Linked DNA regions of Homo sapiens: regions 1, 2 and 3 are each linked to region 4. A link is an interaction called in ENCODE POLR2A ChIA-PET data of the cell type or tissue named here. Cell type or tissue: HepG2. All regions are shown on one strand.

What was found. Peaks named below come from ENCODE experiments on the same cell type or tissue, not always from the same donor. Only the 100,000 strongest peaks of a DNase experiment are listed, where the experiment ranks them.
Region 1: POLR2A ChIA-PET joins it to region 4 with 10 read pairs; 7 of 35 experiments call an interaction of 5 or more read pairs at or near these places.
Region 2: POLR2A ChIA-PET joins it to region 4 with 15 read pairs; 4 of 35 experiments call an interaction of 5 or more read pairs at or near these places.
Region 3: POLR2A ChIA-PET joins it to region 4 with 10 read pairs; 5 of 35 experiments call an interaction of 5 or more read pairs at or near these places.

The regions. Positions count from the first base shown.
Region 1 is chr21:45,306,752-45,311,751 of GRCh38, forward strand. No RefSeq gene overlaps it. Among named protein-coding and RNA genes, the nearest start is that of LINC00205, 21 kb to the left of the region's middle. RefSeq lists enhancers at 1-268, 269-1,074. In HepG2, CTCF peaks have their summits at 2,061 and 2,459 (motif pointing left); DNase peaks (open chromatin) are centred at 470, 1,920 and 2,460; H3K4me3 peaks cover 1,544 bases.
Region 2 is chr21:45,327,325-45,332,324 of GRCh38, forward strand. No RefSeq gene overlaps it. Among named protein-coding and RNA genes, the nearest start is that of LINC00316, 12 kb to the right of the region's middle. RefSeq lists enhancers at 1-527, 1-37, 2,694-3,415. In HepG2, no CTCF peak of the experiment used is centred here; a DNase peak (open chromatin) is centred at 2,917; H3K4me3 peaks cover 1,162 bases.
Region 3 is chr21:45,354,576-45,359,575 of GRCh38, forward strand. No RefSeq gene overlaps it. Among named protein-coding and RNA genes, the nearest start is that of LINC00316, 15 kb to the left of the region's middle. RefSeq lists an enhancer at 3,485-4,138. In HepG2, CTCF peaks have their summits at 1,906 and 3,483 (motif pointing right); DNase peaks (open chromatin) are centred at 1,916 and 2,366.
Region 4 is chr21:45,407,676-45,412,675 of GRCh38, forward strand. All of the region lies in intron 2 of COL18A1 (collagen type XVIII alpha 1 chain), which reads left to right. It overlaps COL18A1-AS2 (COL18A1 antisense RNA 2), which reads right to left and starts at 2,390. Exons shown (of 4, transcript NR_052004.1): 1 at 2,273-2,390; 2 at 782-888; 3 at 333-424. RefSeq lists enhancers at 285-1,076, 1,077-1,869. In HepG2, no CTCF peak of the experiment used is centred here; DNase peaks (open chromatin) are centred at 2,186 and 2,956; H3K4me3 peaks cover 2,905 bases.

The DNA.
Region 1 (5,000 bases), 100 kb before region 4:
ACCCTCTGCGGGAGGGAGCGGTGAGGTGCAGGCTCTGCTGGTCCTAGGGCAGCTGTGCTCAGGCCAGGCAACAGAGGAAGGGGTGCCTACAGAGGCTGCAGGGTACCTCAGGCCACCCTTGCTGCCCCATCCTCAGGTGACATGGGGAGGACCTCGCAGGGAGCCTGGCTGGTCCACTGTCCCTCCTGCTTCATCTCTCACTCAGGCCCTAGGACTCTGCCCCAGCCAAAGCTAGCGTGGGCGATTCATGGCTCGCCGCTGCGGCAGCTGAGCACCATCAGAAGTGACCCCATTTGTGACTGTCTTGGCCTGAGAATGTTCCACGAGTGAGAACGTGCCCCTCCCTGCAGCCAGTGTCCCAGACTCCCCCGCAGCCCAGGCAGGGGCTGGGCTCGGGCGCTGACGCAACAAGGAGAGCGCTTGTCTCCGGGCAGCCAGGCGGCCAGACAGCCGGTCCACTTAGCTTCGCTGCTGCGGCCACAGCTGCCCATGGCACACAAAGGGCCCTTGTTCCCACCCAGCATGTGCTCCCGGCGCCCCCCCACCGACCTCTCCCGGACATGATTAGGTGTGGGAACTATTTTCCTTAGGGCTGCATTTGACATTTGCCGTTCATTTGGGAGGAGGCGTCTGAACCGAAGGAGCCCTCGCCAGCCTCCCCTCCCATTCCCATCTCAGTGCAGGAGGTTTAGGAGCAGGCGGCCCTGACATGCCTGTGACCCCAGACGGGCCTGTGCAACCCAGGCCTTCGTTGCCTTCCACTCAGAACAGGAGAGTCTGGCCCAGGAGGGCGGCGGGCAGAGAGGACGAGAGGAAGACGGAGCCGGGGTGCACAAGCACACACATGCGTGCACGTGCAAATACACATCAGGGACACACGTGCACAGACATGCTCCAGGAACATGAACGCATGTGCAAATACACACCAGGAACACACGTGCACAGACACACTCCAGGAATATGCATACTTGTGCAAATACACACCAGGAACACACGTGCACAGACACACTCCAGGAATATGCACGCATGTGCAAATACACACCAGAAACACACGTGCACAGACACACTCCAGGAATATGCATACTTGTGCAAATACACAGCGGGAACACACGTGCACAGACACACTCCAGGAATATGCATGCATGTGCAAATACACAGCGGGAACACACGTGCACAGACACACTCCAGGAATATGCATACTTGTGCAAATACACACCGGGAACACACGTGCACAGACACACTCCAGGAATATGCATACTTGTGCAAATACACACCAGTAACACGTGCACAGACACACTCCAGGAATATGCATGCATGTGCAAATACACACCGGGAACACACATACACAGACACACTCCAGGAATATGCATGAACAATACACCAGGAACATACGTGTACAGACACACTCCAGAACACACACAGATGGCAGATGTGCAAATACACACCAGGAATGCACACGTAGAAATGCACAAAAAGACGAAATGCTCTGTGTGGAACAGTGAAGACACGCAACCCATTCCCTAAGGACATTTACTCACATGTTCACGCCCACAGCCCAGCCGGCCAGCCCCAGCAGAGCTGCGGCCTCATGACAGCAGGGGCTTGCTGGGCAGTGGGACTTCAGGGTCTATCTCTCACCTGCCCCACTCACGGGCTGCCCGTGCCCTACTCTCGTCCTCGCACAGTGGGACCCAAGATGCATTTGGGCACAGCAGGAGGGAATGTCCTGGTGTGTGAGGAATGGCAGCCGGTGGGAGCTCCGTGAACTGCCTGGCCACAAACCCGCACTGGGAGCATTGTTGAAACTGCCCTCAAAACCACAGTTGAGAGCCGGGTGGGCCCTGGGAGTTTACAGTGTGCTGGGGCAGTGGGGAGAGCCTCTGATAAACACTGGAGGAGATTGCAAAATCGTGGGTCTGAAATGTGGAGCCGAAGTTCAGTTGTAGGCTGGGGCCTCCGGCGGGGCCAGAGTACCTGGGGCAGTGCCTGGCAGGCTGGGCTGGGCCTGGCGCTCTGTTCTTCCTGAGCCCAGGCTGCCATCTGCAGACAACTGCTGCCTGCCTGCTGTCTCGTGCCGCTGGGGGGCAGAAAGGGTCCTGTGGCACCGTGGGCAGGGTGGCGGCTGATCCCCTCTTCCCGCAAGGGACCCTTTTCCTGAAGTCCACGGCACTGGTGCCCCCCAGCAGCCTTGGCCCTCCTCCAGCTTAGCCGCCCCTACATCGTGTTTGACCCCTGGAGCCTGTGGATGGGACCCTGTCTAAGAGGGAGTCTTGTGGGTGAGGTGAGGTCAGGCTCTTGAGGCAAGGAGAGGGTCTGGTCTATTGGAGGGGGGACCTAGATGACATCTCAAGGGTCCTTAGGAGAGAGAAGAGAACAGGGCGCAATCCAGCCAAGGGACTCCGGGGCTTCCCAGAGCTGGAGGAGGCAGGAAGGATCCGCCTGGCAGCCCCTGGCGCCCCCTGGAGGGAGGTGGCCCCGTGACACTTTCCTTTCAGACTCCGGCCTCGGACCTGGAGAGCACATTTCTGATGCTGAAAGCACCAAGCTCATGACACTTTGTTACCACAGCCCCAGGACACATGCAGACTCTCACCTTGACCCAAAGGAGCGTATTTTATTCAAATTTCACAAAACTGAGGACTAGGGGACATTCCAGCTGCTCAGAGAAAAGCTCGTCTGACTTATCTGTAGGAAGATGAGTTACCAGTGATGAGTCACGGCTTTTACCATTTCCAAAAATACCTGTTTTTTCCTGAACTTTTAGTTCTCTCTACCCTGATCAGAAAATTAAAAACAAAACAACAACACTTCGTGGACCAGCCCCGACAGCTGCCGTTCTGTTTTCTCCAGGCCAGCGCTGAGCAGAGCCGAGGTGGGGAGACCTGGGCAGTGCCAGGGCTGGCCCTGCTGCTGCTTCCTGGCTTCTGGACGGGGCTTCCTCTTGGCTCAGGGCCGGGGAAGCCCAGCCTCTGAACAAAGTTAGGGTCAATATCTGCATCCCTGCCCTGGCCAGGCACCGCATCTCACATGGGAAAGACCTATTTGTCCTTAAATGGGAGAGGAGACGGAATCCCAGAAGGGGGCAGTGACCCAACTAAGGTCAAAGGGCTGCCCCCGGGAAACCAGCCGCTTCTCATCCCCAAGGCAGCCTGCCCGCCCTGGAGAGCCCGGGATCCCCAGATACTGTCGACGAAAGGGGCAGGGCCTGTGAGCGACGCTGGCCTTAGGCCTGGACTGCAAGGGGTGGCCCTGGCTAGAGATGGGACTGCACACCCTTCCAGGCACCATCCTGGGTAATGGAGACACTCTGGGAACACGTATGTGCACATGCACATGCTTACACACACATGCACACTCATGCAATTACACATGCATACACAGCCATGTGCACACACACATCCATACACACATCCATACACATGAACACACATCCACACACATCCATACACGGGTGCACACACTTGCAGTCACACATGCACACACAGCCATGTGCACACACATCCACACGTGTACACACATGCAAAACATGCATATGCAGTCATGTGCCCACACATGTGCACACACATATACACACATACAAGCCCCCACACACTCAGCATGTCCACAGGTGGAGGTGGGTGGGGAGGGTGTTCTGGGGGAGCTGGGCAGGTGGGGGCAGCTCTAGGATGGCGGTGCCCGAGCTCAGCCCGGCCTCTGCTTCCTAGGTGCCACCCTAAGGACCAAATCCCCAGAAGCCAGGTGAGGACATCGGAGAACCGGGCTGCTCCGTAGCAGACCCATAGACCCTGATGCATGGCTGGGCACCCTGGCCTGTCCCAGAGCCTGCAGAAGGGCGGAAGCCTAGACAAACTCATCCGCTTCTGCTGTCCCAAGATGACTTTCAGCCCAGGTCAGCCCAGGTAAGTCCGTGTCCACCAGCTGCCCGGTCTGCTCTGGAGGCAGAGGCTTGCAGTTCCGGGAGACAGACCCGCCACCTGGCAGAGGTTGTGGGAGGCTTGTCACCGTTGGTTGGCCCCCTGGCACCTGCCTCTCCTCCCAGGGAGCAGGGATGAGTCAGCTCCCTGGCCCTTGGACTTAGGAAGCCTCAGATGGCTCTGAGAAGGCTCCTCCAGGGCTTCAGAGGCACCCTTAGAGGCTTAGAGTCTCCTGAAGATGCGAGATAGGCCTTTGCCCACCAGCCCATCACAGAGCAGTGGCTCATGCCTGTAATCCCAGCAGTTTGGGAGGCTGAGGCGGGCGGATCACCTGAGGTCAGGTGTTCGAGACCAGCCTGACCAACATGGTGAAACCCCATCTCTACTAAAAATACAAAAGTTAGCCAGACATGGTGGCAGGTGCCTGTAATCCCAGCTACTTGGGAGGCTAAAGCAGGAGAATCGCTGGAACTTGGGAGGTGGAGGTTGTAGTGAGCAGAGATCACGCCATTGCACTCCAGCCTGGGCGACAAGAGCAAAACTTCATCTCAAAACAAACAAACAAAAAGGTAGAGGAAGGGAGAATTATCTCTCTGCCTGACTGCTTGAGAGGTGGCACCTTCTCCTGTCCTCCAGCTGGGACTTGAACCCACAGCCCCACTCATGTGCAGGCCTTCAACTCAAACTGGAACCACAACACCGGCTCTCCTAGGTCTCTGGCTTGCAGATGGCAGATCGTGAGGCTTTTCAGCTTCCAAAATCATGTGAGCCAACTCCTCAGAATAAACTTCTCTCTTTCTCTCATGTAACCACACACATATAAACATGCATGTGCGTGTTTTCCTGCCCTCTCATCTCTGCTCCGTTGACTTATTTCGCTATTCCTGCTTCATTTACTCTAGTTTTCTTAGGCATGTCCATTAACGCAGCTTGTCCTTCTTCGCTTTTTAAAATAGACTTTACTTTTTAGGGAAGGTTTAGGTTCACAGTAAAATCAAGCAGGCAGTACAGAGTTCCCATGCACCCTCTGCTCCACCACAAACATGCAGCCTCCCTCACCATCAACACCCACACCAGAGTGGCCCA
Region 2 (5,000 bases), 80 kb before region 4:
AAGGCAGACACCCACACAGTGGCGTAATGACAGTGCTTATGGTGGGGACCTGGCTGCACAGCAGGTCAGCAAGGGGATGTTCAGGTGACACTGGGGGCACGGAGACCCAGGGGAGAGTGGATTGACAGAGGGGACGCTGGGCAAATGTCCCGAGGCTGAGGTGGAGTTGCGGGAAGGAGGAGGCTGCCGGGCAGAGGCGCAGAGAGCTTTGCAGGTGTTGGCAGAGACCAGCAGGCCCTGCGAGGCCTGGGGTGTGTCCTCAGCTGGGAGGGCCATAGAAGGATCTGGGCTTGCAGATGCTGGTGCAGACTGGAGGCCTGGGGTGTGAGAGTCCAGGCGGGGCTCCTGCCAACACCCAGGGGAGTGGGCCTGGGCCAGGTGGACCGGGAGCTGGCACGGTGGTCAGGTGCTTGGAGGCTGCGTGCCACGCTGGGGACCTGGAGGTGTGTGAGGAGGTGTCTGTTGCTCCTGGGGCTGCCGCCTGCAGGGCTGGGTGTGCAGCAGTGCGGGGCAATGAAGTGGGCGGGTTCTGGGATGGTGGACGTTCCCTTTGTTGGGAACGTGTTGGTGCCAAGCTGCCATTTGAGTTTGGCTCTGAGGGGTCTGGGCAGGGGACACACAGGGAATCACACAGGATGGAGTGAGTTCCCAGGGACCCAGGGTGGCTTGGCCTGAGAACAGCTCCCACTCCCAGATGTGTGGGAAGCCCTCGGCACCAAGCCTCAGCCTCTCCATCTGTGAAATGGAGACAACGTCACTGGACTTGCAGGCTGTCCATGAGGGTGATGCGATCAGAAAGGGTGGAGTTCCTGAACGCCCCGGGGTCGGGGTCTCACAGCAGGAGCTTAGCTGGTGTCGGCATCTCCTGGACCCGTCCTCAGCTCCGAGCGCCCAGTCCTGCCACCTGTGTCCAAGTCTGCACTGTGCCCACGAGGCCCTCAAGGCCGCAGACAGCCCCACACTTCTCGGACGCCGCCCCAGCACGGTCCTTGTGTGAGGTGGACACTCCTTCTGGACGCCGCCCCAGCACGGTCCTTGTGTGAGGTGGACACTCCTTCTGGACGCCGCCCCAGTACGGTCCTTGTGTGAGGTGGACACTCCTTCTAGGGAAGGAGTAGTAACTCTTGGGTGGTCGGGTAGTTGCCATGGAAAGGGGCAGTAATGCCCAGGTATTGCCGTGGCAACCGTAAACTGACATGGCGCACTGGAGGGCGTGCCTCATGGAAAGCTACCTGTGCCCCTGCCCTGTGTTAGCTAGGCCTCAATGTGGTCCAGTATCTGAGCACCGCCTCCTGCCTCAGATGTTCCCGTCTGTCACCCCATTACCAGGGCGGCACTTCGGGTCCTTTCCAGCCATCATTGTCCTGGCATTGCCACAGTGGACACTGCCACACAGGCTTGTGTGCTTGCGCGTACCCAGGTCCTCACCTCTCTGGGATAAACCAGGCACGTGGCGGCCGCCCCATTTTCCACCCGCCAGCGGTGGAGGAGTTGCCCAGCCTTGCAGGAAAACAGCTCTCATGCCAGCAGCGGAGCATCCTATTCAAGTTTTCTCAGGGCTGCCAGCACAAATGCTGCATGCCGGGCGGCTTCCTCAGCAGACCGTTGTTTCTCTGCGTCCTGGAGGCTGGACGTCCCAGGTCCCCGTGTGGCAGGCCCGGTTCCTCCCGCAGCCTCTCCTTGGCTTGTGGGCGGCGTCTCCTCCCTGGGTCCTCGCAGGGCCACCCCTCCGTGTGTCTGTGTCCTCCCTCCCCTTATAAGGACCCCAGGCAGACTGGATCAGGGCCTGCCCTAAGGACTGAATTTTACCTTAATCACCTCTTTAAAAGCTGTCTCCAAATACAGTCACCTTCTGGGGTCCTGGCTGTTAGGGCTTTGATGCATGGATTTGGGGGACACCGCTCAGCCCCTAACAGCCCCCATCCTCTGCCTGCCTTTACCATGGGGCTGAGCCCAGCCCTGCAGGAGTCCCCTGGTTTGATGTCTGCTGTGGCCACGGCGACCCTCAGGCTGCTCCAGCCGCACTTGTGCTTGTCTCTGCCTGGCCCTGGGGCTTCACCTCCTGAGGGGGTGGAGAGAGAGAGACCTGTCCCTCCCAGCTCTCCTGGCCTTGCCCACTGCAGAGCCCAGAGGGACATCCTCCACCGTGGGCCTGGGCTCAGGTGTGCTCCGCGTTCTCCGGCCCCTCCTCCAGGTGCGCTGCTCACAGCACACGTCTCCACGTCCTGGCATCCCGGGCCTCCCTGGGCTCCGTGGCCCCGGAGGGTGCCCCTCCCTCAGCCAGTACTGTGGGAAGAGCCCGGTCCCTCTGGGGCCAGATGAGCAGGGCAGAGTGAGCAGGTCCCCCTTTGGTGGAGATTCACGATCTCCACCCCGCCCAGCAGCCATCCCAGGCCGCAGTCTGCTGACTATCCCCAGCTCACACTTCTCACCAGCTGACACGGTGATCTGGCCGGGCACCTGCCCAGGGTCCCACCCGCAGAGGAACCCGCCTCTTCCAGGTTGGTTCCGGGCTCCTGGACGGATCACGCGCTGTTGACATGCAGTTGTAGCTTTTTTCTTGTGGGTGGGAGCAATGCTCTTCCCAGCTCCACCTGGAATTCCACCAGGGATGGGTGCAGCATCCTAACCCCGCCTTCCCTTGGAGAATTCACTGCTCTGGACAGACGCCTGGCCCAGGATTTCAAAGGCGCATCTGTTATGGACCGGGCCCCCAGAGGAGACGTCTTTTTGCCATTTTGTTTTCTGACCGGAGGGTTTTTTGGAGGTTGCCCTCCCACCCACCGGGTTGCTGGCAGCCCAGCCCGTGCTGTTTTCAGTGGACCCTTTTGCAAATGTCTTCACAGGCTCCCGGGAAGCTGAGCTGAACAGTGACCTCAGCCTTGAGCAATCCCGAGGATGTGTTTGCTGAGGAAATCATTAAACAGGGAGATGAGAGCACTCAACCCCCAACATGCCAGGCTCTGCGGGAGGCTGCTTATTCCTGTGGCCTCGGGCCAGGTGCCCCAGCGTTTGCTGCCCTTGGTAGACACTTGTCTGGCCTGAGCCCTCGGGCACCATACACCGACATGGTTAGGGCAGCCAGGGTCAGCCCGGGCCCCTGGGAGAGCTGAGTGGAGGGACCACTGGCCAAGCACAGAGGGTGCAGGGTGCCCAGGACCAGGCGTCACCTGATGGTCACCTGGGGGAACCTGCTCACTCCGCCCTGCTGCCCTGCTCACTGCTCGGGGGCCCAGCCAGGCCGGGGACCAGGGCCTCAGAGTGGAGGGGGGTCAGGGCCCAGGGCCTCAGGGTGGAGGATGGTCAGGACTCAGGGCCTCAGGGTGGGTGGTCAGGGCCCAGGGCCTCAGGGTGAAGGGGGGTCAGGGCTCAGGGCCTCAGGGTGGAGGATGGTCAGGACTCAGGGCCTCAGGGTGGAGGATGGTCAGGACTCAGGGCCTCAGGGTGGAGGCAGTCAGGACTCAGGGCCTGAGGATGGAGGGGGTCAGGCCTCAGGGCACTGGACAGCTGACTGGCTTCTTCCCAACCCTTTTCCTTCTTTTCGCCCAACATAACCACTGGGAGGTATCCACAGAAGGGGGCTCCTCAAACACTGCCTGGTGTCCTCTGTCTCAGCCCCAGGGGAAAGGACTCGCACGGGGCGGAGTGGGAACTTTGGGTGAAACTGGGCAGGGGGTGCTGGCCAAGGCGGGGGAGAGGGTGGACTCCCATCAGGTCAGGAGCTCCGAGGTGAGGCCTCTGCTAGGGTGGAGGGTCTCAAGATGGGGAGGGAGGGGTTGTGGGAAAGGGGAGGGGAGGTGGAGCCGCTCCAGGAGCCTCACGGGCCTTCGGGATGGAGCCGCTGGGCGTTGGCGAGAGGCTTCCGTCCACGGCACAGCCCCGCACGGGGGCAGAGGACGGGAAGGGACCCAGGGCAGCCCCGAACCACCTCAGACTTTTGGAAAATGAACTGGAAAGAAACAAGACTTCTTTTGAAAAGAAGAATGTCCTTTTTTATTTTGACTTTTTGTCATCGATATTTTTTGCGTTACTCCTGGTTTTAAAAAGAATTGCATTAAAATACCGCTTTTCTGATGAGTGAGTTTTTGGAACACCCCCCTGCTCCCTGCTTTAATTTTGCCCTGGAGAGGAGCACCTCATTCTACTCTGGGCTGTGCATCTTTGGAAGGAATGCTGAGACCCCCGGTTCCCACTGTCCCCGTGGGCCATACCCCGTGAGCCAGCGGGACCAGCTCCGAAGGCAGAAGGTCAGGCCGGGGTCAGCTTCAGCCTTGGCGGGGGCAGCCGCTCAGCAGAGGGTGGCCCAGGGAGGCCAGGCTGGCTAAGGGCAGGGCCAGGACCACCCAGAATGGGAGGCCCACAGCCCACCAAGGGGTTGCCCCGTGGGAAGACATGGGGAATGGGTCTGGCCCTCTCAGCACGCTGTGGAGTGTGGCAGAGGGCGGGGGTCGTGTCCTGGAAGGAGGAGGCTGAGCCTCCAGAGAGCAGCGTCGGGCTGGAAGATTAGGGGAATGCTGTGTGTACAAGGCCCAGCCATGACAAGCAGTGACTGTGGTTTTAGCCAAGAGTGGGCAGTGAGGGAGGGGACACACGTGGCGGATAGGGTGGGGGGTGGCCCCCACAGGACATCAGGAGGGACCTAAGTGAAGGAGGAAGCGCTGGCAGGCCAGGCACCCACCCTCGGGGGCCAACTATCCAGAGAGGGGCAGGGGGAGGGCAGGGGGAGGGGGCTGAGAGCGGGCAGAGGCAGGGCTGGAGCAGGGGCTGAGAGCAGGCAGTGGGAGGGCAGGGGGAAGGGGCTGAGAGCAGGCAGGGGGAAGGGGCTGAGAGCGGGCAGGGGGAGGGCCGGGGCAGGGGCTGCTGCCTCCTGGAAACGTTTCATGTTGTCCTTGCACTATTTACAGTGAGGATTATTTATAAAACCCAAATCGCTTTAAAGCCATTTCCAGGTTTTACATGAACAAAAATCTATTTGAAAAAAGAAAATAATAAAATAAACA
Region 3 (5,000 bases), 53 kb before region 4:
ATCATCATGAAAATGCAGAATGTAAGAATTTGTGGAAATGCAGGCAAAGGGTGCTTAGAGGGAAATTTATAGCTTTAAATACTTAAGATTAGAAACAAAGAAAGGCTTAACATCAATAATATAAGTTTCCAATATAAGTAGCATAAAAGAGATAAGCAAATTAAACCCAAAAAGTAGAAAATAAATAATGAAAGTAGTAGCAGAAATTATTGAAATACAAAACAGATAAAAAGATCAACAAACCCAAAATTGATTTTTTTAGTTGTTAAAATTGTTATCTGTCAAGCAAGATCGATTTAAAAAAGAGAGAGAAGACACAAATTGCCAATATGTAGACTGAAAGAAAGAATATCAATGTGGATCCTTGAGACAGCACAGGATAATAATAAAACTTTATGAGCAACTTTGTCAGTAAATTTAACAACGTTGGGTGACACAAATTTCTGAAAAACACAACTTACCAAAATCAGCATGAAATGAAATAGAAAATCTGGATAGCCTTATGTCTACTTTTAATAACTGAATTCGTTATCAAACTCCTTCCACAAAGAAAACTGCACGCCCTGGTGGTTTTATGGTGAGTTGTATCAAATACGTAGGGAAGAAATAATGCTGATCTTTCACAAACTCATTCAGAAAACAGAAGAAGGGAGAACGTCTGCCATGGCCTGAATTTGCCCCCTCCCTGCTGCCAAAATTCATACCCTAACCCCAGCATCTCAGAAGGTGACTGTATTTGGAGAGGGGATCTTTACAGAAGTCATTAAGTTAAAATGTGGTCATTAGGGTTGCCCTGGCCCAGTCTGCTGGCGTCCTCGTAAGAAGAGCAGATGAGGGCACGGACACACACAGAGGGACGGCCCTGTGAGGACACAGGGAGAAGATGGTGTCTGCAAGCCAAGGAGAGACCCCAGGCACCAGCCCTGCCCCTCCTTGATCTCAGACCCCAGGCTCCGGGACTGTGAGAAGGAAGTGCCTGTTCGAGCCACCAGTTCTGCGCATTCTTAAGGTAGCCCAAACAAACTAATAAAATCCCTAGTGCGTTGTACCAGGCGGATGTAAGCCTGAGACGACACCTGACAAAGACATTATGATAAAACACAATTGGGGAACGTCCCGCACATCAACACAGACACAAAACACTCAACCAGATGTTAGCAATCACGGCCAGCAAGGGAAGTAAATGGTACACCACGACCAAACGTGCTTCCGCCGGGAATGCAAGAGCCGTTTACTGTTTGAGCATCAATCAGTGTCATTCACAGAAGCAGAAAACATGATCATTCAATAAATGCAGAGAAATCATTCAACAAAAAAGCAACACCCATTATCACAGATAAGAACTCGAGACAGGCTAAGAACAAAGTGAAACTTTCTCCATATGATATGGCCACGTATGAGGAGCCTACAGCTAAAATCAGATGTGATGGTGGAATGCCGACCTTACACAAACTCATTCAGAAGACAGAGGAAGAGGGGAGAATTCCTGCTCTGTCCTGAATTTGCCCCACTCCCTACTGCCAAAATTCACATCCTAACCCCAGCATCTTGGAAGGTGACTGTATCTGGAGAATGGGATCTTTACAGAGGTAATCAAGTGAAAATGTGGCCATTGGGCTGGGCCTCCCTAACAGTGTCCCTCTCACTCTGTGAACGGGGTGAGGCTGTCTGCCTGGCCACTTCTGTTCAATGCCGTACTGGAAATTATAGCCAATGCCACAAGGTGAGACAAATGAGAGTCGTGCAGTTTGGAGAGGGTGCCTGTTATGAAGGTGTGGTCTTCCACCCAAACCCACCCTCCGGACCCCATCCTGAGCTGCCGGGGCTGGGACCCCACAAACCACATCTCTGCTCAGCCTGCCAGCATCCCCTTAGACTGCCAATAAGGGGCGCTGGAGAGACCACCAAGGTCCAAAAGGACAGGAGAGTTCAGGCGAGTGTTCTGGGTTCAGGGAGATTGGAGACATGACGGTTAAATTCCACGCGTGCTCCTGCACTGCACCCTTGGGTGGGAAGGAACATTACTGGGACAGTGGACAAGAATGGGAAATGGACTGCCCGCTAGATGGTTGTATCACATCATTAGGTGATTACACCAAGGGGCGTTCCCTGCAGGCACACGCTGAGGTCCACAGTGGGGAGTGGACATGGTGACCCCGCCTTGCTGGGGCTCAGAAGCTGGTACCTGAGATACAGCTTTGATGTGAACCGAGGCAGCCTCAAGGTCTCTCTGACCTCCCTGCTCCTGTCTCTCCCAAAGCACGAAGTTGTTCCCTGAATCTCCCTTATCTGCCTGAAGTCCCTACCGGCCAAAGAAGAAAACAATGACCCGGAATCCCCTCCCTGCGTTTCCATTAACTGAGCTTCTATCGCAAGAAGAAAGGCCGAGGTTTGTCAACACACCTGGCAAATGTCACAACCATTGTCTGCTCCAGCGGACTTTGTTCCAGGCCATTGTCCGTGCTTCAAGCCCATTGAATTCCCTAAAAATCATTTACTACCACCCTAAAGTCACCCACACTGCCCCATCTCCTTTCCCCCAAGAAGAAGGGTGCATGGCCGTCTGTGGCCCCCCGGGGTTTGGGGTAATCGTCCTCCTAAGATCCTCCATGCTATGCACATTAGAACACATGTCAGCCTTTCCTCCAGTTAATCTGCCTTCTGTGAGTTGATTTTCCAGTGAAACTTCCGAGGGCAAAGGGGAAGTTTTTCCCTTGGCCTCTGCGCGCCTACTTGTTTTTTTTTTTTTGGTTCTAAAAACACTTTTGAGTGAGGGAGAGGAAGTGTGATAAAGAAAATGGGGCAAAATGCACAAAGTTAGTGAGTCCGAGTGAGGTGCTCCCTCTCTATCCTCGCAACTTTGTCTTCTAAGTTTTAAATTTCAAAATATAGCAGTGAAAAGAATGAGAACGTTAAGTCCCGGAAAAGCCATGATTTCTCGCTCAGGGAAGTGGCCACGTGTCCGCGATCGCAATCAGCGAGGCTCCGACTCCAGGACTGCGAAGCGGTTCCACTGTCAAACACGCCGAGCCGGCGCGTTTCACAGCTGCCCTCAGCTCCTGCAGCTGGGAGCATGTTTTTCCAATCAGACGTTCTTTCGCAGAACAAGAATGTTCAGTTTTTTGCTTTCGGTCTCACTGTTGGTGACGCTTTCCGGCTGCGTGGGGCCGGACACACACAGGCCCACACCACTCATTTCTCTCTTCACCAGCCAGCTTAGGATTGCTTGACCACTGAATGCATATTCCCACACGCCGGGCACTCTCAGGGCACGGGGGGTGTCAGGAGCAAGACAGCGAGCTGGCCCCTGCCGCACCTGTGGGCTGCTGGGTGGAGAGTCCTGGTTTCACAGCATGTCCAACGTGGAAGGAATAGACAGGCCCCCGGGGTCCTGTGGTTTTCAAAGTCTTCAATCCGTTTCGTACACGGCAGCACTGGGATAAACGAGGCCCAATATGTGAAGCGAAAAGCAGCCCTGATCTGCCTGAAGGGGGAGCTGCCCCGGGACCTCCTGAGTCCCATGCCCTCTCCTGAGCCCCTTGATCTCCCATGGGGGCCCCAGGGACCAGGGCACTCAGGGCAGCCAGCAACTCGGGCCCCACACTCGGGCCTGGTGGTTGATGCCGGGAAGGGCCCAGCTGCACAAATGCTGCCCGATGGGTGAGGCTCGAAGCACAAGGGGCAGCCTCTCCCGGAGCAGCCGCGGCCCCCATCAGGCCACCTTCTCCAAGCCCCTTCTCTCCATGCTTTGTTTTGCTTTTTGTGTGTGGTGGACACATGAGTGACCTCCCGCCAACAAATCTGACCAGTGATGACTAGCGACCATTCCTGGCTGCTCTGTGAACCGGGGCCCCGTCCACACAGAGAACCTGGATTCACAGCCAATTCCAGGACTGAGAGCTTCGCTCAGGTCAGAGCCAAGATCCGGGGATCCAGCCGTTCCACCACTGGCCACATGTTCCTTGGTACCCGAGCCTCTGCTGCCCGGGGGGACCATCGAGCCAGAGCCCCCAGGTAGGCGAGGGGCCTGGGTGGAATATGACGGAACAAAAGATGATGGAACAAAATAGCCTCATTATTTCACACCAAGTATGGAAGAGCAGTTCCCCCAACTAGCATGTTCTGTGTCATGTTCCACGGCTGTTGGCTGTGAGCACAGCCTGGCCACACAACTCCATGAATAGGTGCCACCACTATCCCTACTTGACAGAGCAGGAAACTGAGGCACAGGGAGGCTGCACAGCTGAGCAGCACAGAGCTTGGATTTGCAGCCGGGGAATCAGACGGCAAAGCTGTAGTCCACCAGCTGCCCAGAGGGCCACAGAGAGGTGTGGGGCCTAGGACAGTGCGCCTGAGGGTCCCAGCCTTTGGGAACCCGGGGCATAGCCCAGGAATGAGAAGCCGAGCAGATGGACAGGGAGGGGAGCATCCTGGCAGCAGAGGTGGCTTAGGGCATCTGAGGGGGTGGGGGCCAGCCCTGCAGGCCCTGGGAAGGCGGGCTAGTCTGGGCGCAGAGCAGGAGAGCGGCATGGAGCGGGGTCTGTGCGTGGGTTGCCCCTGCACTGGAAGCAGCTAGGGGCAGGGCCAACCCCACTGAACCTTCCCAGGGTTCGCAGCCCCAGGGAGATGCCTTCCTCAGCTCAGCTTTTAATGCCTCCTCCGGCACTCCCCATTGCAGCCCCAGGAGTCCCTCAAGGGGCTATACCTCCCACTCCCTCATGCTCACCAGCCAGAAAATGCAATGGAAAAAAGGACCTCATATTCACAGTTGCAGGCACACGCAAACGTTAACACAGGCAATCTGCACTGTGTATGGCCAAACACGAGTGAACTTTTAAACTGCAGTGTGAGCTTTAGGCACTTGGAGGGCGGGAAGCCCCACATCCCCTGACCCCTCACGCGTCCATCCCTCTGTCCTCATGGGCACCGGGTGAGGCCTCGGGGACAGGGAAACTGGACGGGCCCCACTGCTGTCCTGGGCCTTCCTCCCGTGCAGGTGA
Region 4 (5,000 bases):
GAGCCTGGTCTCATGAGTCTCCTTGTCTCTGAGCCTCTCCTACACTCCACCATGGCATCAAGCTCTACCCCTGCCTCCCTGCAGCCCCCAGAAGATGCATGTCCTGCCCCTGCTCACCACTAGGACCTCCTCCTGTCTGGTGGTCAGCACAGAGCCCAGTGATGTGGGTACAAGGCAGGGTCCCTGCGCCTCACTTCCCACTCCCTCTGAAGCCCTGCAGGGATTGGGCTTCAGTGACCTGGGTTCCGTGGGTGTGGCTCACCCCAGGGCACACGGCGCCTAGGTAACGAGAGACCCTCCCGCGTAGAAGGTGGTCTTGTTTCTGGGCTCACCCACTGGGGAGTCTTCAGGATTCAGATGCAAGGACTTTGGAAGATAGTTTTGAATTTCAGCAAAACTTGTTTTTCAGGGCACTCCTGTTTTCCTGTAAATGAAAGCAGAGCAGGGGAAGTCCTCTGTAGGAAAACCTAGAAGGAGTGAACTGCCCTGCTCCAGAGTGCAGGCGCCAGACACTGGGGGCCAGTCCAGGAGAGCCCCACTTCACCTGCTGCTGCTCCATTTAAAAGTGCAAGGCACATGCATACACGGGCATGCACAATTGTGCACACAGGTGCACATTCCCAGTCACGCGAAGTGCAGGGGCACAACTGTGTACATGCACACACACACAAAAGTGCACATGTGTGTGCACACACATGCCCCCCGCAGGCGTGTGATTCTCACAGTCATGCTGCATCCACACAAAGTCTTCCTCCCTCAGAGTGCCTTGTTCTGTCTTCACCTGGATTGTTGAAAAGGCTGGGGGCTGGGTTCTTTGGGCCCCGGGAGTGCCAGGGGATCCTGTGGTATGATCAACAGCACCACCGCCCTGGGAGCAGCTCCTGATTGCTGGGAACAGACAGTAGGGGCTGGGCTGGGGTAGAAGCTGCAGCCTGCAGGCAGCCCAGAGAGAGGGGCCCCCACAACACCCTCCCCAGCCCCCGCTGATTGTGTGGGGGCAGGGAGTATGCAGGCAGCTCGGAGAGAGGGGCCCCCACAACACCCTCCCACCCCCGCTCACTGTGTTGGGGGAGGGGTGCCTGCTTCTGCTCAGGAAGGAGACCCGGCTGGGTCTGGCTGTGGAGCGTATGTTGGAGACCCGAGGCCACCCTGGAACTCTCCAGGTGAAGCCTAGGGATCCAAAGAACCTCACAGCTGTGGGGGATGGAGTGGGGCAACACCTGAAACCTCCAGCAAGTCTCTTCCTCTCTCAGCCCCAGGCCTGCAGAGGAGGGTGTGCCAGCCAACTGGGCCTTTGTGCCGGCACTGGCTCCCCACCAGTGCTCAGGGGTCAGGTGCAGAGGCTGGCAGGGACAAAGCTGGCTGTGGCTGTGTCTGGAGGGGCTGGCCATGGCCCTCACCCCACCCCCGGCATGGGGCACTGGACCATGCAGAGAAGGGGCCACCCCAGTGCCTGCCAGGGCCAGTCAGAGCTGCCACCCTCCAGGCTGTCTGTTAGCGGGTGCCTGTCAGAGAACAAGACGACAGGCCTGGCCAGGCCCAACCCCACAGCGAGATTTCAGCGGCTGGCCAGTGGCAGACGGCGCAGGGTCTGAGACAGATATTCCCTCGTATGGTGCTGTGCAGGGCAGGGGCAGAATCCTGGGAAACTAAAATGCATGTTGGGCGCCCTTATACGATGATGATATTTGGTACATTTTGAAATACTGTGGCCCATGAAGATCCTGAAAGCAGTTTGGGGCACTGTGGGGTGTTCTGTGGCCTCTGGGCTTGGGTGCTCCTCTTATCCAAGGCCTCCCAGGCCTGGGAGTTTGGGGTCTAAGGCCCTTTTCAAGGCCCAGGCACCTGCCCAGAATGACTGGGCAGCTGAGACCCGCCTGCTGGGAGCCTTGCCAGGGCCAGCACTGGGCGGTCACAGGCCAGAGCCCTGCACCAGGCGGTCATAGGCCAGGACCTGTCCAAGGCAGCGGAGTGCCAGGCAAGTGAAGCCCTGCCATCTGGTGCCTGAGCGCAGACCCTGCTCCACGGCCAGTGGCTGTCACCAGCCTTGCTGCCTCAGTTTCCCCTCCTTAACCCCGGGGCGGGAGTGGCTGCTTCCTCTAGGGGTTCTGTGAGCGGCCGCTGGCAATTGTGTAAAAGCCACATACCACACACTGGATCTTTGTGCCAGATCCCGTGTCACGTGAGGAGACAGCCAGCCCAGGCAGGGAGCTGATCTGTGTTGTCCCCTGGCGCTGCCCGGGGCCACAGAGAGTGAGGGAGCGGTGCTTACCGGCCCTGGCGGTAACGTTTTAGATGGCGAGTTTGGGCCTCTGCAGAAGGGCTGTCAGGAGGAGCTTTTGATCACGGATGCGCTGAGTCAGATGAAATGTGGAGGCTGCAGGGGAAGTGTCTGTGCCCCGTGCCTGCAGGAGCACGCCTTCCCCCCGCAGCTCCTCCGGCGCGGGCAGGCCCCGGCACGGCCTTTCTGGCTTCTTCCACAGGAGCCGTGGAAAGGGGAATTATTCTCAAGCCCCTGCATCTTTCTGGCACTTTCTGGCATTTCATGGTGGCAGATGGGGTCACCTCGCCACCTCGGGGCTGATCCCCTGTGGGCCCCTCGTTCCCACAGGAGCCTTGTGATGGGCAGGGCAGGCACCAGCACCAGGCTGGGTGGCGGTTTGGCTCTCACCACGCCGGCTTCCAGAAGGCCAGCAGGCTTGCGAGTGGGCACACGCTGGTGCTGGGGCCGGGCACTGGTGGGGGGTCAAGGGCTGACCCTGCGGGGACCCCTGCAGACAGACACTGGGCCAGAGCCACAGGGAGGAAGGCCAGTGGGAACGGCAGGAGGAGGGAGCGTGATTGGTTACGGTGGCGGAACTCGCACCCACCCCCGCAGCCGTTTGTTCGTTTGCTCATTTATTTTTGGTCTGAAGTCCATGCTTTTGTATTTCCCCACCGTTCCGTTGAGCAGCTTCAACATTTGCCGCAGTTAGGCCTCTCTGGAATCTGTGCTTAGAGATTGTGAGACAGGGTCAAGTTTCAGCAGCTCGGACTCCTCTGTCTGCAGAGAACCTGCCAGCACAGCTGCTCCTGGGGGCAGGAGAGGCACTGTCTGTTTTGGGGTGACGTGAGCTGATGGGAAAGCCAGGCTGGACATAGCTCCTGGGCCGGCAGCCCATCTTGGTGGCGGCTTCACGCCGTCTGGCATCTCCGGTCCTGGAGCATGAGGGCTCAGGAAGAGCCTCTGATTCGGCTGCTCTGGAGGCCTCGTCTGGACACACCTGGGCAGGCCCGAGTCCACACACCCTATGGCCTCAGGAACCGAGAGAGACCTTCCTTCCATGTTTCAACTTAGACAACAGGAGACTTTGTTTTGGGAGGAATCACTCAATTCAGGTGGACGCTGCAGCTGGGCGGGACATCTGGCCTCTCCCTGTGGCAGGGAGGGGCATGGGAGAGACAGGGGTAGTGTCCCAGGAACTCCGTGGGCCTGTGGCGAAGTCCCAGCCCTGCAGCTGCCAGTGCAGGGTGTTATCCAGGGGCAGGACATCGTCTGCAGTGGCTCTGCCTTCCCCGATGCCAGGTGACCCCATGGAGCCAGTGTCTGTGACCTCTTCCATGCTGGGGCTAAAGAGGCCAGCAGGATTGGGGGCTGGCATTAGTGGAGAACCTCAGAGCCCAGGGCTGTGGGCTGATGGGTGGCGAGGCCCCCGCCAGCTGCTTGGGGATAGCCCAGCCACTGTTCTTGGTCCACCCGGCCTTTGATTCCTTTTTCCTGTGTGCATTTTTGAGCACCTTCTGTGTGCGAGAGGCCGTGCCTGCCCGAGAAGAGAAGGAAACACCACAATGAGCCTCGGACACCCACAGTCTGAAGGGCCCGGAGTAAGCCTCAGACGCCCACAGTCTGGAGGGCCCGGCGCTGTGAACGAGCAGTCACAGGGAACAGCGTGCCCTTATCGCTGACACAGGCTCTGGAGGGCCCGGCGCTGTGAGTGAGCAGTCATAGGGAACAGTGCACCCTTATCGCTGACACAGGCGAGGGCTTCGTCTTCTCACAGCTCTTATCTTGGGTGTCACCCCAGCCAGAGTCAGGGCTGATGGCGGGGGGTGGGGGGGGGGCAGGCTGTGGTCAGGGACCTGCAGGAGAGGGGAGGGCCTCGCTTCTGATGGGCGACGTTCATTTACACACAGCTCTGCGGCCCAAACGGCCAGGCTGGATCCTGTCTTTTAAAAACCTTGCTAATTTGGTTGATGGAAAATATCATCTCAGAGTTCTGTTTTGTGAGTCCCCATTGCCATGCGGGCAAACATTTTCATCCACTAAGGGGCCGTCGTGTTTCTCTGGGAACGTGGCGTTCACCGTGTGGGTGAACTTTTTCACGCACTAAGGGGCCGTCGTGCTTCTCTGGGAATGCCGGGTTTGTGGCTCGTGCCCACTGCCCTGCAGGTGCATTCTCTTTCCCCGTAGCTTTTTGTCTGTTGATGCTTTCAGCTCTGGATGTCCTATTTTGCGTACTTTTATTGTTTATGGTCAGCCTTTAACTGGGGGTATGATATTTCTTTAACTGGGGGTATATTTCTTTTTTTTTTTTTTTTCGAGATGGAGTCTGGCTCTGTTGCCCAGGCTGGAGTGCAGTGGCGTGATCTTGGCGCCCTGCAACCTCCATCTTCCGGGCTCAAGCGATTCTCCTGCCTCAGCCTCCTGAGTAGCTGGGACTACAGGTGTGGGCCACCACGCCTGGCTAATTTTTTTTTTTTTTTTAAAGTAGAGACGGGGTTTTGCCATGTTGGCCAGGCTGGTCTCAAACTCCTGACCTCAGGTGGTCCACCTGCCTCGGCCTCCCAAAGTGCTGGGATTCCAGGCGTGTGCCACTGTGCCCAGCCATGGGGTATATTTCTTAATGTGTGGAGTTGTTTTTCCTCATTTTTCTGGTCCCTTTAGAGATGGCACCCTGGAGTGGCCAGCAGAGCTCAGGGGCCTGCGGCCCAGGCACACAGACAATGGAGCTGGCCCTGCC